2 separate regions of the Mus musculus genome follow, and region 1 is linked to region 2. Evidence: chromatin loops called from intact Hi-C (ENCODE). Cell type or tissue: left cerebral cortex. All regions are shown on one strand. Each heading gives the region's core, and the rest is flanking DNA. Links, peaks and the distances in the headings are about the cores only.

The links. Peaks named below come from ENCODE experiments on the same cell type or tissue, not always from the same donor. Only the 100,000 strongest peaks of a DNase experiment are listed, where the experiment ranks them.
Region 1: it touches region 2 in a loop (10-fold over the local background); 2 of 42 quality-filtered maps call a loop at or near these places.

The regions. Positions count from the first base shown.
Region 1 is chr1:125,233,065-125,242,017 of GRCm38, reverse strand. No RefSeq gene overlaps it. Among named protein-coding and RNA genes, the nearest start is that of Actr3, 200 kb to the left of the region's middle. In left cerebral cortex, for the core only: a CTCF peak has its summit at 7,381; DNase peaks (open chromatin) are centred at 2,120 and 4,906; H3K27ac peaks cover 545 bases.
Region 2 is chr1:125,286,575-125,295,527 of GRCm38, reverse strand. No RefSeq gene overlaps it. Among named protein-coding and RNA genes, the nearest start is that of Actr3, 140 kb to the left of the region's middle. In left cerebral cortex, for the core only: no CTCF peak of the experiment used is centred there; DNase peaks (open chromatin) are centred at 4,689 and 5,328; H3K27ac peaks cover 360 bases.

The DNA.
Region 1 (8,953 bases), core at 448-8,447, 53 kb after region 2:
CTATGAGGCCTGTCCCAGAGTGTGGTTGATATACTTAGTGTCATGCCAGCCACTGAAGAAACTGATTTCTCCTTTCCCAGCAACTATCAGTTGCAAGTAGCTTTGTGGTTAGGGGTAGAACTTTGTGCCCACTTCCTCTTTTCTGTGCTGGGATTCTCACTTATTTTGAACCTGTGTAGGTCTTGCGCACACAGTCACAGGCTCTATGAGTTCCTATGACCATCCCTCCATTGTGACTGGAAGCTGCTGCTTCTTTGAAGTCTTCTACCACCTCTGCTCTTACATCATCCCTCCTCCTTTTCCAAACAGATCTCTGAGCCTTTACAGGAGGAGGCTGATAAAGACATCTCACTACATTAAGGGCCGAGTGCTCCAAAGTTTTCCACTCTATGCACACTGTTTAGCTGTGGGTCTTTATGTTAATTATCGTCTACTGTCAGAAGCTTCTCTGACAGCGCCTGATGAGCTGACCCATGGGCAATAGCAGTATGTCACCAGGAGTCATTTTCATTGGTGTATTCATTTATCAGAAAAATGCCATTAGTTTTCCCCTTGGGCCAATGACCTATCTGCTCTCAGGGTCTTGGCCTCATTAATATTGTTATATATGGGTTATATCTCATCGAGTGGTCCTTAAACCTAACAATGAACTGGTTGGCCACTCCCATAATGGTTGTGCCACTCACTGCTGCACCAGTGTGTAGTGGAATTTTCCCCTAATCAATTGATTGGATAATAAAGATGACAAGAAGCCAATCGCTGGGCAAGGAGGAGAGGCAGGACTTCTGGGTCCAAGAGAGGAAGAGGGAATGCAGCAGGGAGGAATGGTCCTTTTGGACAGCGAGGTGGGAGCGAAAGGAGGCAACATGTAGACCAGGAACTGTTAGATCTGGTGGCAGATTCCACCACTGCTACTGGAAGATTTCTAACATAGAATAGTCGATGAGTTTAGGATGATAGATTTTTCACTCAGCGGCTGTGTTATCTGTTGATTCTAAACTAAGATTGTCTGGTGTTTTCCATTTGCAGCAACTCAGGTGGGTCAGAGGGAAAGAACATAGCCAGGGCAGAATTTGGCCAGGCTTTGGGACAGGAAAATTGGGCAAGGATCAAACTCCAGGGGAAAGGTCACCACAGTGGAGCACAGGCTGGTGAGAGCACACCCACAGCTGCCAGAACCATCATTGGTGGGAGAGGCATTGACTAGGAGAAAGATGCAGTCTCCACCTTGGGCAATGTACTGGGCTGGTAAAAGACTGAGACTGTGTCGCTGGAATGTAGCCGGCTTTAGTGTGGATTGTTTTTTTTTAATAATTACATGCTACAACAGTGGGTATATCTTGGAGGCAGGTTGCCATTGTGGAGTGGAGTGTTCATAGCTAAGTGATATTGATGGGAACCTTTCCAGAAATGTGTATAGAACATTCTAGCACCATGGACATTGGTCAGTAGGGATGGAACTTCTAGTTGAACACCTCTATGATTTCTCTGTGCTTGATGATATAATGTCCAGAAACAGGACGTTACCATTTTAGGCTATGGAGGAGAATCAATAGCATTAATAACAGCCTGCTGTGTTTGCCAATCACTAAAAGAAAAAAAAGGCGTTACCCATTCTCTGGAGATTTTATTTGGTGGCATATGATGTCTACTTGGAGCATTGTTTCCCCATTGTATAGTGATTCCATTTAGACTTCTTTTATACATATTTATATTATCAGAAGCTTGTATAGTAACAGGTTGTATAGTAACAGGCTTTTCAAAAGTAAAGAAAAACAAACTCATCCTCTAAACATAAGCATATTGGTATTTTTCTATTTTTTTTTATAGAAAATGATGGAATAATTATTCACTTTGCACATAAGATCTTGATGTGCTTTAAATTATTTTTAAAATACTTACTTTATTTTTGACTCTGTGTATGTCTATGTGTGGATAGGTGCACTTAAATGCCCATGGAAGCCAGTAAGGGTATCAGATTCCCGGGGCCTGGAGTTAAAGGTGGCAGTGAGCCACCCTACGTGGGTGCTGGGAACTGAATTAGGGTACTGTGAAACATGAGCAAACACTCTTAACTTCTGATCCATCTCATGCTTTTTGCATTTAATGCTATTCATAGTGAGACAGACTTCTTGGCTTTCATTAACTGCTGGAAGGAACTGCCTGTTTTGTATGTATATTTGTAGCATTGGGTGTAAAGCAGATTAGATTGGTGGAGAGACAGGAGAGAATGCTGTGGCCTAGAGGGAGCCATTTTAAGGGAATATGTATGTGTGCCTTGCAAGTTTTTGCAACTCTAGAAATTAACTGCTTTGGTATTTCAAATTGGGATGTGTATATCTCACCTAAGAGATGCCATATCATGCTCTCCTGCCTGGACTTCATCCTGGACTGATAGAAGTGTCATTATGAAGTCAGGTAAGAACTTTACTCACCAGACATGCTCCTGCCTCATAGTCTCTCCTCTAACTCATGCAGAGAATTCTCTCCTCTAACTCATGCAGAGAATTCAGTGCTTTGACCTATCTAAGTCACTCGCAGCTTCTGTGAGAAGTGTGTCCCAGATGCAGTTTTTCATCCAGACTCCATTCTGGCCACTGTAGGAAGAGGACAAGGTCCTGGGGACTTCAGGCCATAGTGTTCAAGAGCAGTCATTTAGAGATAACAGTCCCTAGAGAATCCATCATGGAGCCAAGAAAGTTGTTTGTTGATCATCCAAAATTCCTTATTCATCTATATTTTTAGGAAAAGGATCCAAAAGTCTGTAAGATTTATAAAGGCACCTCTGAACTCTCCCCAATTATTGAGAACTATTGATCTGAACGAAGGAATAGAGTACATATTCTTTAGGCAGTCCTCCAGGAAAAATGATTTCTAATCACTGAGGGTTATATAAGGACCAAAGTAGACATTTGATATTATGTCCTTTGGCAAGAATCTGATATGCAAGTATTAAGATAATATTCAAATTCATCAAATAGTGCTATATATCTGTGATCATAACATTGACTCCCCCTCCTCCTTTCTTCCCTCATTTTCTCTCCTTCCCTCTCTTCCTTTTCCCTTCCTTACTCCCTTCCCCTCCTTTCATAGCTTCCCTATTTACATCCTTCTTCTTTTTTTCCTTTCCTTCCCTCTCTAAATTTTTTCTCTTCTTCCTGTTTTCTTCCCCAACTTCCTCCCTCGCCCTTCTCTTCATTCCTAATTGTTATGTCTTTCTTTCATCTATGTCTTTATTCTCATTATTTGGAGTAACCTTGCTGAATTCTGAGAGCAACCAACAGCTAGCACATGCTTGTGTTGCTTTCTCTGTCACTTTAGTAAAATCACAATACCTTTTTACCTCATAGGATTAAATGGGCCACATATTTTGATGGAAAGTACTTAGTACAATGCTTGCTCTATAGTTAATTCTAGTCAACCGCATGTAGTCATTGTAATAATAATCACTGGCAAGCAATGGGTTGAGTCTCGTCTATGTGGCTGTCTTAGTTATCATTGGACAGTAAGAGAAGAAGTTATTAAATAAGAATGAGTGAAGTATGAGAGGAGATACATGGGACAGGAGAGAGAGGGAGCAGGAGGGGGAGGAGAGGAGAGGAGGGGGAAAGGAAGAGAAAGGGAGAAAGAAAGAGAAAGGAAGGGAGCAGAGAGAACAGAAGAGACAGGCTACCCTGTCCATTGTAGTGCTTTTCAGAACTGGCCTAGACTACAGACTTGTTTGGATATCAAACTCAACTCTAATCAGATTGGAGGAAGTAGCTGCTTGTGTGGTGTTATCTGAAGCATTTCAATGATTCCTCCCATCACCAGAAAAAGTGTGTGGAAAGTCTTCATTGTTTTTTCAAAGACTGGACCCTTCCACTGGTCTCCCTTCAGATCAAGAAATCTAAGGCCTCCTTAGCGTGTGTGTGTGTGTGTGTGTGTGTGTGTGTATGTTTGTATGTATGTATATTCATGCATGTTGAGTTCAGAAGACAATGGAAGGTTTTGTCCTCAGTCTCTTTCTCTCTTAATTTTGAGGTAGACTTTGTCCTGGAGCTCACCAATTCAGTTAGAGCAGCTGGCTAGCAAGCCCAGCATTTTTTCTGTCTCTGAGACTCCCTCCACATCGATGGCATCCCGAGCCTGTACCATTACAGCTGACTTTTTGTGTGGCTGCTGGCGATCAGACTCAGGTCCTCCAGGTCCTCATGCTTGTGTAACAAATGTCTGACTGACTGAGTCATCTCTGAGGGCCCCTATGCTAAACCTATTGAAATAGGTTTCTGTTTTGATAGGACCATTGCACAATTAACTTTTTTCTTTTTCTTTTTCTTTTTCTTTTTCTTTTTCTTTTTCTTTTTCTTTTTCTTTTTCTTTTTCTTTTTCTTTTGATTAGCCTATTGCTCAGCTGTATGGTTGGGAAGTAGGTAGAAGATATATAAAATCATTTTTATTTATTTATTTCATTTTAAAAGAGTAGATCCACTGTAGTATCATCTGCTGCCTCAGGATGATGGCAGGGGTGGAGCATCACAGAGAATCCTGTTTCAGGCAGCCATGGTCTCTGGCTCCCATGCAGGGCTCTGATCTGAATCTGCGCTCTCTGACTTTGCCCTTCTGGATTTTGAAGGTTCATTAGTCTGCAAGGTAATAAGGACTATATATTACTAGGATCCAAGGCCCATGGAGAGTTCCTTGTGTGCGCACGTTAATCTCAACAGAGCAAAGCATTCCAAGCTTAAAACTCATCTGCATTAATGAACAACCTCCTCCATTTCCATTTTTATGATGTGCAAGGCCTGGTGATTTGTTTCTCTGCTGCTCACGATGGGATGGCTGACTGATGAATCACCCCGGAGAAGCTTGTCTGTGAGTGGTAACGTGGCAAATGGACGCAAGCCAAAAAGTCTGTTCTTATTTCATTAAAATGATGGCATAGACTCTTGGTTTCCAAAATCATCCTTTTCCTTCCAAGGCCGCCTGAGGTGCCTGCTGAGCCTGCCGGGTGGGTGTGTGTTGAGTCCGACTTTGTACAGCTGCTCCTCCTCAGAGAATGCAGAGCCTTGGGACAACTTTGAGACACACGCTCTTTGGAAGCCAAGCAGGAAAGATGGCTCTAGAAGACTAGTAAGTGTAGATACTGAGATTTGAAGTGAACTATCTACAAGAGGTTTTAGGACCTGGTACTAGAGGACTGAGAACAGTGAGGAAATTGGGGAGGCAAGTTTGAAGGAAAAGGAAAGTGTAAGGCAGATGACTCATATTTGGACTTGCAATTTAGGCTTTAAATGCATGGGTACATTATGTTACATACTGCCATCACCATTACCTTAGGTGCCACCACCACACTATCACAGTACTACCACCACTACCACCACAACCACCACCACTACCACTACCATACCACCACACCACTACCATAAGACAACACCACCATCATAACATCATACCACCATCATGACATCACACCACCACCATAATACCACACCACTACATCACTACCATAACCAACTCCACCACCACCACCATCATCACACCACCATACCACCACCACCACAACCACCACCACCACAACTACCATATCACCACAAATCAACATACCACTACCATACCATACCACCACCACTACCACCACGACCACACCACCACAACCATACTACCACACCACCACCATACCACACCACACCACACTATCACACCATTACCACCACCATCACCACCACCACCACCATCACTCCACCATTACTACCACCACACCACCACACAACCACCACACCACGATCACCACCATCACCACCATCACTATCAAGACCTGTACTTTGTCAGTTGTTTTGCCTATCCTTATTTTATGCCATGAGGGTTATGTTTTAAAGCAGGTGACATGTCTTGCCTTTTCTTTCCTATTATTAAAAAATGATGTATATTTAATAATGATAAAATTAAACATTTATTAATTTATTCTTCAGTTGATTCTTTAGGCAGTTTTCTTGAATTCAAAACTGGTCCTGAACTGGCTAGATAGCTGAGGATGGAGCCCAGGGCCTTGCGCGTGTTAGGTAAGCATTTGCTAGCTGTGCTTCATTGTCTCCTGTGATGCTGACATCTCTCCATGGTTTATTTACTGATCTGCCAATCACTGGTGAGAAAATTCTTTAAAATTTTTATATATTTTAAAATAAAACACAATACATCACTATCCCTCTTCTCTTTCCAACATCCTGCCCCTCCCAGGCCCTCCCCAGACTTTTTCTATGTCCTCTCTCACTCTTTCTAATTGTTAGCCTCTTCTTCCATGGTTATCATTGTTATGCATGTTAAACATTTATGCACATATATATATTATCTATATGCATAATATATAAAGATGAGCTGCTGAGTCCAGTTTTTGTTGTTTGTGTGTATATGGCTTTAGGGGTGCTTTACTTTAGGAGTTTCAAACCCTGGAAAAGACTAACTCATCCTCTCTCAGAAGTCATTAGTTGCCTGTAGTTCTTTGTCCAGGGATGAGACCATGTGAGATTTTTCCACTTCTGCGTTAGTGTGTCTGTTGATAATGCCAATATTCAGATATTGTTTGTGGAGTCATTTCTATGTCTATTAAGTGACTGAACATGCCTCTGCAGAGGGGCTAACTGTTCATATGGATACAAGTCTTTAACAACTACTGACCTTACACATTTCTTCAAGCTTCCACAGACCTTTAGGTCTATCCCTAGATGAGATAGCTCTCATCAGGCTTGTCTTGACCATGTGCCCAGCTCTGCATGTATAAGTTGTGCCTTTTCAAATGCTGTCCTTTAAATCTTGATGGTTTCACAAAGGCTTGGCTCCCAGTGTACTGATATTGGGAGCTGGTAGAAGCTCTAAGATGTGGTGTCTAATGGGAAGTCTTTAGGTCATGGAGAGTATGTCCTTGAAGGGAATAGTGGGGCTACAGTCCATTTTTGTTCAATCTCTTTTAATATTTTTTTAAAAAGTTACGTTTAATTATATATTTGTGCATATGTATGTGACAGCACGTATGTGGAGGTCAGAGTCCAACTTGAAGGAGTCAGTTTTCTACTTAGTCATGTGAGTCCCAGAGAGTGAACTTAGGTCATCAGGCCTGGTAGCAAGTGCCTATGTCCACAGAGTTATCTTGCTGCCTGCTGAGAATGGTTTTCTTGGGAAATATGCTTCTATTTTCTAGTAATGATGAGAAAGGATTTCTTGTAGCTTCAAGTGGCTAATGGTAAAGCTCATGACTTAGGGCTAGTGTTCAGGAAAATGGGGATTAGGGATCAGATTTCTCTTTCTTTACACACACACACACACACACACAAATTTCCTCCCTGCAAAAAATCCCTGACAAAACATTATGAGAGAAAAAACACCTAATGCTATTGAGTTCATTTTGTGTTGGCCACCTACTGGTGGGCATGGGGCCTGCCTACTCTTTTTTTTTTTTTTTTTTTTTTTAAATTGGGTATTTATTTCTTTTACATTTCCAATGCTATCCCAAAAGTCCCCCCCACGCTCCCCCCCCCCCCCCACTCCCACTTCTTGGCCCTGGCATTCCCCTGTCCTGAGGCATATAAAGTTTGCATGACCAATGGGCCTTTCTTTCCACTGATGGCCGACTAGGCCATCTTCTGATTTATATGCAGCTAGAGAAAAGAGCTCCAGGGGGTACTGGTTAGTTCATATTGTTGTTCCACAGATAGGATTGCAGATCCCTTCAGCTCCTTGGGTACTTTCTCTAGCTCCTCCATTGGGGGCCCTGTGATCCATCCAATATGTATACCCAAGGAAACTCTGTTGAAGAAAACTTATTAGGGATAGGAGTTTTACAAAAGGAGTTTTTCTTTTCTTTCTGATATTACAATTACATCATTTCTTTTTTTCCCTCCAAACCCTCTCATATGGCCATCGTTGCTCTCTTTCAAATTCATATCCTCTTTTTTCATTAATTGCTATTACATGCTTATGTATATGTATGCATGTATATATAAATAAGTATGTATATGTATATGCACCCTGGGAGTGTGAAGATCTTTCCCTCACATATTTTCAGGGAAACCAAGAACGTTAAGAGGGTTCTTTCAAAGAGAAGGATGTATAATTATTTTCCCCAGAAGACTGAGAATTGGAGGTGGTTAATAGCGTGGTAAGCCATGTTATCTGTTGGGCCACATAATATCAAGCTCATAGAACTATTACAGGAGGTGGCTAGTAATGTCTATGACCCTTACATGATCTGTATAGCCAGAGGTTCCCAGAGCTGCCATAATGAGGATCAGAAGTGGCTAACCAACCAAATGATCTCTATGCTATCTGTATTAATGAGACTAGGTCAGATTTTTCCGTTGGCCCTTAAGTTACCACAGGTAGCCTATCTCCAGAATTCATCTTCTTGTAATAAATTACATACATCCTGAATTGAGTTTCAATGTAATTATGCTTCCTTGTGCATAGAGCATTGTATTATTTTAGGATTTTTTTTCTAAATTACACTGTGCTTAGATTTGTTGGGAATAAACCACCTGGTATCAGAATCTCTAGAAGTTTTGATTCAAGTTAACAAAGTCAACTTGAACCAAGTTTTCAATCCCACATCTTCATTTTCCTGCCTGAATACACCTGCATGGACTCCCTCATATTCATATTCAATCCTAAATATAACCTGTTCAGTCAGGATAGTGTTCCTTATGTGTACATTTTCAGTCTGGTAATGTTTAATCCATTGATTTGTTTTTTCCCACTTTCACCATTACTTTGTCTATAGTTGTGTTGAGGTTTCATGAGGCCCTTCTGTGTTAGCACACCTATTAGTGTCATCCCTGTTCAGCTCATGCTTAGGAAATTATATTGGTGAGAATTGATGTATATATTTTCTGACATTGCTAAGAGACGCAGTCTCACAGCAGATTCTCTGGTCCTCTGGTCATGACAATCTTTTTGTCCCCTCTTCTACAAAGTTCCCTGGGAC
Region 2 (8,953 bases), core at 460-8,459:
ATCTTCCTCCCACTACCTTTCAAGTACTGGGGTTGCAGTCATGTTCTAGTTGCGTTAGGAATCGCTGGGGATTGCACCCAGGGTATTGGGCATGTTAGGCAAGCCCTCCCTCTACCAAGTGAGCCACATCCCGATGAGAACCTAAGCTGCTCATTTGAACAACAACCAGGGATCATGGTCTAAATCCTCCTTCTACTAACTTTATCTTAGAGATTTATCTATATACGAAATAGCTTTTTACATACTTCCCAGGTCTTCAAATATCTATTCTTTATAGGCATCTGTGGTGTTTCATCTCAATTGTCTACTTGATCAGATCTAAAATCACATGTCTTTAGACTTGTCTGTGTGTGTGTATGTGTGTGGGGAAGTTGTCTTGATTCGATTAACCAAAGCGTATATACCTACTTACTGTGGGCGGCGCCATTCCCTGAGCTGGGATCTGAGAAGGTATGAAGGAAGGGAAAGTGAGCTGAGCACAGGCATTCGGTGCTCTCTGCTTCTTTACTGTAGATGTGGCGTGACCAGCTCCCTGAAGCTTCTTCTGCTGGGACTTCCCTCCAGGGATGGACAACCCGGAACTATGAGCCAAAATTAAAGCTTTTCTCCCCTTTGCCAGGGTATTCTTTTCACAGCAGTGGGGAAAGTAACTAAGCTAGTGTTCTACTTTCCTTTCTGTTGCTGTGACAAACTCCACCACCCCAGACAATTTAGGGCTTGAAAGGGTTTATTTCATCTATGGCTCACGACTCACAGTCCATCACTAAGAGTAGCCAGGGCAGAAACTCAACCAGGAACTTGAATCAGAAACCACAGGGCAATGTGCTTACTGGCTCCTTCACAGGCTCATGCTTTGCTGATGTCTCATATTTATAGGCCCATCTGCCCAGGGAATGGTGCCCCCCACAGTGGGCTGGGCTACCCTGCATCAATTAATAATTAAGACAATTCCCCACAGACATGCTCATAGGACAGTCTGACTGGACATACTTTAGTTGAGACTCCTTCTTAAATGACTGTAGGATGTTTCAAGTTGTCATGAAAAGCTAAGTACAGATACCGTTCCTTTCTAGTCTATAAAATTGTTGTGCCCATTTCCTGGATGAGAATGATGGTTCCCAGTGAGGTCATGACTTGGGTTAAAGTTTCTCAGTGGCAGCGCCAATCCTTAATCCCAGGTAGTTTAGTATTACATGGTTTATGAAGTACAAAATATTGGTGGAGAGTGTTTTTTAATTATCTAAATAATTTTTATTAGATATTTTCTTCATTTACAATTCAAATGCTATCCCGAAAGTCCCTTATACCCTCCCTCTACCCTGCTCCCCAACCCACCCACTCCTGCTTCCTGGCGCTGGCATTCCCCTGTATTGGGGCATATAATCTTTGCAAGACCAAGGGCCTCTCCTCCCAATGATGGCCGATTAGGCCATCTTCTGCTACATGTGCAGCTAGAGACACAAGCTCAGGGGGTACTGGTTAGTTCATATTGCTGTTCCTCCTATAGGGTTATAGACCCTCTCATCTCATTGGGTACTTTCTCTAACTCCTCCATTGGGGGCTGTGTGTTCCATCCAATAGATGACTGTGAGGATCCACTTCTGTATTTGCCAGGCATTGGCATCACCTCACAAGAGACAGCTATATCAGGGTCCTGTCAGCAAACTCTTGCTGGCATATGCAATAGTGTCTGCATTTGGTGGTTGATTATGGTATGGATCCCTGGATGGGTCAGTCTCTGCATGGTCCTTTCTTCTGTCTCAGCTCCAAACTTTGTCTCTGTAACTCCTTACATGGGTGTTTTGTTCCCCATTCTAAGGACAGACAAAGTATCCACACTTTGGTCTTTGTTCTTCTTGAGTTTCATGTGTTTTGCAAATTGTATCTTGGGTATTCTAAGTTTCTGGGCTAATATCCACTTATCACTGAATGCATATCAAGTGAGTTCTTTTGTGATTGGGTTACCTCACTAAGGATGATATCCTTCAGATTCTTCCATTTGTCCAAGAATTTCATAAATTCATTGTTTTTAATAGCTGAGTAGTGCTCCATTGTGTAAATGTACCACATTTTCAATATCCATTCCTCTGTTGAGGGACATCTGGGTTCTTTCCAGCTTCTGGCTATTACACATAAGGCTGCTATGAACATAGTGGAGCATGTGTCCTTATTACCAGTTGGAACATCTTCTGGGTATATGCCCAGGAGAGGTATTGCTGGATCTTTCAGTAGTACTACGTCCAATTTTCTGAGGAACTGCCAGACTGATTTCCAGAGTGGTTGTACAAGCTTGCAATTCCACCAGCAATGGAGGAGTGTTCCTCTTTCTCAACATCCTCACCAGCATCTGCTGTTACCTGAATTTTTGATCTTAGCCATTCTGACTGGTGTGAGTGGAATCTCAGGGTTGTTTTGATTTGCATTTCCCTGATGATTAAGGATGTTGAACATTTTTTCAGGTGCTTCTCAGCCATTCAGTATTTCTCAGTTGAGAATTCTCTTTAGCTATGTGCCCCATACTTTAATGGGGTTATTTGATTTTCTGGAGTCCACCTTCTTGATTTCTTTGTGTATATTGGATATTAGTCACCTATTGCATTTAGGACTGGCAAAAATCCTTTCCCAATCCAATTGGTGTCCTTTTTGTCTTATTGACAGTGGTGGAGAGTGTTTTGAAAGCATAATTTTATTGAGGTTATAGAGATATCTCAGTAAAGTGCCTGCCTTGAAAGCATGAGGACCTGGGCCTGAATCTACATAGAGAAAAAGGCACAATTTCAGCACTGCATAGGCAGAGATATATTTCTGGAACTCACTGGCCAGTCAGCTTAGCCAAATCAGTGTGTTCCAGGTTGACGAATGACCTGGAACCAAAACCAAAACTAAAAATTAAGGTGGGTAGCAACTAAGGAATGACAGTTGAAGTTTTTGGTCTCTGAACATGCAAGGGCACGCACATATACTTAAACATACATGCTTATCAATATGCAAACACACATATATACCCCAAAACAAACAAATAAACAAACAAACAAATAAAAATCAAAAAGCAAAAAGAAGAAAGGGATTTATTTTATAGTAGCTTTCTGTTGCTCTTGGAGCATCTTTTGACCAAGCATGTGTGCCTTAGAATGGGGAATCACAGCATGTGAATTTAGGGTCTAGATTTAATAAGCTTCACTTTCTCATTCTAGACTAGAGTCCAATTCTGCTTTGCATCTCTCTTCAAGAAAGAAAAAGTGCACACCCATTGGGGTTTCTGTCACATGACACAGAGGCTGTAGTTTTGGAGCAACCTCTCAGCTTTGTATCTAGTCCCTATCTCTGCTTTAGCTCACACTACTTTCTCATTGGGATATTTTAATCCTGCTAATCTCTTGGAACTACCCACAGATACTAAGTTCTGTAATGATTTCTCTAATTAGCTGTGCTATCTATCTGCTGGTGCTATGTCCACAACTCTATTTTGTGTACCTATCATGGTTCTATATGACATAGATTGTTGTGTTTATAAAAAGATAAAGAGAGAGGGGATATGTTTGGTGGATGTGTAGTCAGGTGTGGGGGAAGAGGGTGCCTCTGTGGGCCCATGCCCATGCTGAGGCATCCCTTCCTCCTGAGGTACTAAGCCACATGACGCCATAGTATAGAATAAAGTTTATTCAGGACATGGGAGGGGAGTTGAGAGGGTAGTAGAGACAGAGAAAAGGAGAGGGAGAGGGAGGAGAGAGGACAGAAGTAGATGCTGGCCATGAGCTCTTGGAGAGAGAGTGGGGAGGGGAATGGGGAGAGAGGGGGCTGAAAGGGTGAGAGGACAGAGCGGAGCGCAAGTAGGCAAGAGCAAGAGAGAAAGGATGTGGGGCTGAGCAGCCCCCTTTATAGTGAGTCAGGCATAACTGGCTATTGCCAGGTAACTGTGGGGCAGAGCTTAGACAATATGCTAACATAGATAAATGGGTTGAAGAAACAGAAAGAAACCTTCGTTTGTTGAAAGGAAAAGGAGCTGACTTGTGTAAGGATACAAGGAACATCGGAGACCAACAGGGCAGGTAGTCAGACAGTCAGTCAGCACAGAGATAACTAGAAACCAGGATCTTCTTCTTTTCTTCTCTTTCTGTGTATTTCGGTGCTACCACATTTCTCTCTCTCCCTCACAAACTGAAACATTTCTCTAAACATTAAAACATAATATTATTGGTATGTGTGAGTGTGTACGATCTGTGAGTGTGAGAATGTGTGCCACAGTGCATGTGTGGTGGTCTGAGAGCAACCTTTAAGAGTCAGTTCGAGCGTGGTGGCACACGCCTTTAATCCCAGCACTCGGGAGGCAGAGGCAGGTGGATTTCTGAGTTCGAGGCCAGCCTGGTCTACAGCGTGAGTTCCAGGGCAGCCAGAGCTATACAGAGTAACCCTGTCTCGAACAACAACAACAACAACAACAACAACAACAACAACAAAGAGTCAGTTCTCTCTTTCCACTTTGTTAAGTCAGGCTCTCTTTTGTTTCAGCGGCACTAGCACTCCAGGCTAGCTTACCGGATGATTATCCTGTCTCCACCTCCCATCTTGTCATAGCAGTGTTGGCATTCCATATGTGCTCCACCACATCTGTCTTTTTACGTGGGTAAGAATTTATATCATAAGGCTTGAGCCATGCGTTAGCTACTTTTCTGTTGCTGTGATAAAATATTCTGAGCAGCAGCAACTTACAGAAAGGAAGGTTAATTTTAGTTTGCAGTTCCAGTGGAATAAAAGTCCATATGTCGAGAAAACCTAGCAGCAGCAGGAGGAAGCCGAGCAATCACATTTCATCTGCATACAGGAAGTGAAGAGAGGGGAAAAGAAAGTAGAGTGGATTATAAGCCCTTAAAACCTGCCCTTAGTGATGCCCTTCCTCCAGCAGGGCTTTACCTCCTAAGGAAGGAGAATTTCTGTTTCTAGCTTTCAGTGCCATCCTTGATTCTGAGGCGAATAGCTCATGCGCATCCTAAGGGTGACGTAGACCATCTGTGCAGTCAGTTCAGGCTAGCAAGTACCACTACCATTCAGAGATGGATGCTGGGGACCATCTAGAGAAGCGAACAGGGCCTTTCGAAGAGACGGAAACTCAGAAACAGACAAGTGTCTCTAAAGTTCCTCCTTTAGCCTGTGAGGAACTTTAGGTTTTCTCCACTTGCTTTACTTTCTCTAAGCTCTTGTCTTCCCAACGTTTAAATATGGCAGGTTAGTGGTAATCAGAAAACAAGGCAATTTTGTCAGGATTCATACATACTGAAGTGTCACAAGTTGTTCAATGACACTTTTTCCCTTGTCTCAGATTTTCAGCAAAGATTCCAAAGTCAGAATTAAACCAAATCCTGCCAAGCATCCAGTCTTTGAAGACAGTGTGCTAGACGAGGCCACCTGGGAAGGATATGCAAAGAGCATGTGGAGCTCATTCCTTCCTTCTCCCTGGCCCATCTCCCACGTCCAGCATCCATTCGAGGGAGACTGAAGAGAGTTTACCTCTGCAGAGGGTGAAGGCTCTGTACAGTTCTTCTCCTCCCATATAACAGACATTTTGTTATTTTTATTGTGTGTGTATATGTGCATGATATAAATGTGCAAGGGTATGTGCGCATGTGTGCCACGACACATGTAGAAGTCAGAACAGCTTCAAGAGGCAGTTCTCTCCTTCCACCATGGGTTCTGGGAATCGAACCCAGATTGCCTGACTTGCACAGCAGGTACTTTTACCTACTGAGCCTTCTCTCTCTGGTCTTCCTCTAAAGGAAGGAAACAAACTCCAGGAAATTACTCAGAAGGTCTAGCCACATTCCTTGGAATTTTGGGGGAGTCAGGCAAGGTTATCTGATCATTGTCTACAATGAGTAAAGACAGACTAAAGACAGACGACTGAGACTATGGCTGGTCAGCTCTCAGACAGTACCACTGAGGACTGGCTGAGATTAAGTTGATTCTGCTGGATACTGAGACCAAAGAGCATATTCTTTTCTGTGTTTTAAATATAGTATTTTTATTTATTCCTTGAGAATTCCATAATGCATACAACATATTTTTAATTCACTACCTACTCCCTCTCCAACTCTTCCAAAATCCTATCCCCCTCCTCCTCCCAACTTCATGTCCTCTTAAACACACACACACACACACACACACACAAACACACACACACAACACAACAACAAGAAGGTCTTACTAAGTAGCTCTTGCTGGCCTAGAATGCACTATATATATATATCAATATCAGTTTGGCTTCTAACTCATAGAAATCAGCTTACCTGTGCCTTTCAGGTACTGGGACTAATAGTGTGTTCCACTATATTTGGTTTAAAAGCATATTTTATTCTTTGAAAGGTCTATATATTTATTCAATATATATATATATATAAATATATATATATTGTATTCATCCACCACAACCTTTCTCCAACTCTCCCTATTGCTCCTATTTCTCTCACTTCCAACTTTGTGTCCTTTCTTTATTTTATATTTTTGTTATTAATAACCCACCAAGTCTAATTGGTGCTGCCCATATGCACAAGAATGTGAATAATCTACTGGGACCACACCCCTAGAGAAAACTAACCTGGCCCTCCCTATCCCAGCGGCTGCCTACTGTCAATACTCAAGGAGCGTATTCGCTGGAAAGATATAGATTGAATCTGAAGGAGAGGGCTTGAGCACACCTTTTGTGGTTCCTGCCCAGGAAAGTCACTCGAGACTTTATTGGTGTTCATTGAAATAGATCCTGGAAGGAAAGGAAGGATCAGATGTGGAAAAGGATTGCCTGAAGCAATAAAACTGAAGTCCAGACCAAGAAATTCTCAGAAAACATCGAGAGAGGAAGACACTGCTTCAATCCTCTATAGTGACCAGAGAGGCTCTTCTAATCCCAGGGCTTGGTAGATCAGAGATGAAGGATATTCTATGAACTAACATCCTTAGTACCATGTTGGGTTGGTCTGGTGTTCCAGGGATGACTTCATTGGCTATTTTCATATCTAAAGACAGCCAGAGTAATGGCAAATACCTCAAGCTATATAATCAAAAGAGGTAACAGAAATGTTGTCAGGGAAGCATTTGGAATCCCAGCACTGAGGAAGTGGAGACAAAAGAATCTCTGGGGCTTCCTGTCTAGCAGCTTAGGTGAATTGATAAACTCCAGATCAATAAGGGAGCCTCACTGTTAGCAGCACCTGAGGAGCAAAGCCAAGGCCGTCTTCTGGCTTTCACATGTGCCAGTCCACACTTCGATGCACAGCCACATTCAGCAATGTACCTACCCGGACACAAGTAACAGCATTGGATGTGGTCAGGTTTATTTGCAAAAATGAGCACTTTTTTTTCCTTGCTTGTTCTCTATTTTTTTTTAATTAGGTATTTTCTTCATTTACATTTCAAATGCTATCCTAAAAGTTCCCCATACCCTCCTCCCACTCCCCTCCCCCCGCCACTCCCCTTCCCACCCACTCCCACTTCTTGGCCCTGGCGTTCCCCTGTACTGAGGCATATAAAGTTTGCATCTTGCTTGTTCTCTATTAAGTCTAATTCATCCACTAAAACGTTCCTGATGTTCAGAACAAAGCTCACTGTGGCTGAAGGAAGCTGATTAGAGACAGTGTCTCCGGACCCAAAGGGTGTGAGCCGTGCCTTAAATGGGGTTGGGGGGTGATGGATGTCTGACTTTGTTCTTTCCTAGGAAGCATTTATTACAAAAACTCATTTTCGGTACTCATTGGTGCCAGGAAGTGCTGACGATTCTGACACCAGTCAAACTGAGTTGCAGCAAATGGACTGTGCAGATCCCATGCTATTTACTGACCACTGAATGGAGAGCTTGGCTTGACAGAGACTTAGCAACGACAATCAGTTCAGTGCTATTTGGAAGGCTTAGCCTGCATTATGAAGCGTGGCATAAAGCAATGTTTGGCAGAAATTTGGTAGAGAGTCCAATACTCAAGACTTGACCAATATCTTAGTCACAACACTTTCTTCTTTTGATCTCCAAGGAGCTGACTATCATCCACCCTTCGGAGCAAAACTGCAATGCTTTCTTAGTCAGCTTTACTTGTTGAGTCTCTGGACATATATATATATATGCACATATTAGCAATTTTTCAAAGATGTTATCTAAGAAGTAACTTTATGAATTCTTCACTATTAAGAAAAATGTTCTGGTTTCGAACCCCAGATCAAATATCCATTTGGCTAGATATGTAATTACAGTTTCAAAGTCTTCCTCTTGCCCAACACTTTGGATCTTAGTCAATTTGTTTCTAATTGGAGGATTTAAACAACAGAAGAATTTATTCCTTCATAGTTATGGAGGTTGGGAGGTGGCGATCCAAGTGCCAGCAGGATTAGTAATGTTTAAGGCCGCCTTCTTTCTCAAATGGAAACTGTTTTCTTGTCTGTCTTTATATGATCTGTTTATTTGCCTGTTCTCCAATCTAATCTTTCTGTATGTGTTTGTATGTATGTATGAGGACATATATGTCCATGTTTATGTGTTGGAGTGCAAGGGCATATGTATTATATGTGTGTACATATGAATAGAGGCCAGAGATCAACCTTGAATGGCATTCCTCAGAATGACATTATTATTATTATTATTTTTTCATATGAGATCTCTCAGTGATTTGGGACTTATCAATTCAGGTAAGCTGGCCCACCACTGAGGTCCAGGCTGTTGACCTCCCCAGGTTCTTGTGGTGTGGCAAACACTTACAACCATACTATGAACCTCTCCTGAGCCCAGAGGATTCTTTTTAGATAATGTGTTTTGTAAGGTATTTTAATCACCCATGGAAGCCCAAATGAAGACAGCACATTACTTTTAGACTTTCAGTGGATTTTCCCTCTGAACAGATGATTTCCCATTTTCCTGGCTGATAAATGTTGACACCCCAGAGTTCAGCCACCTCCTGTACATAAATAGATTCATTGTGTC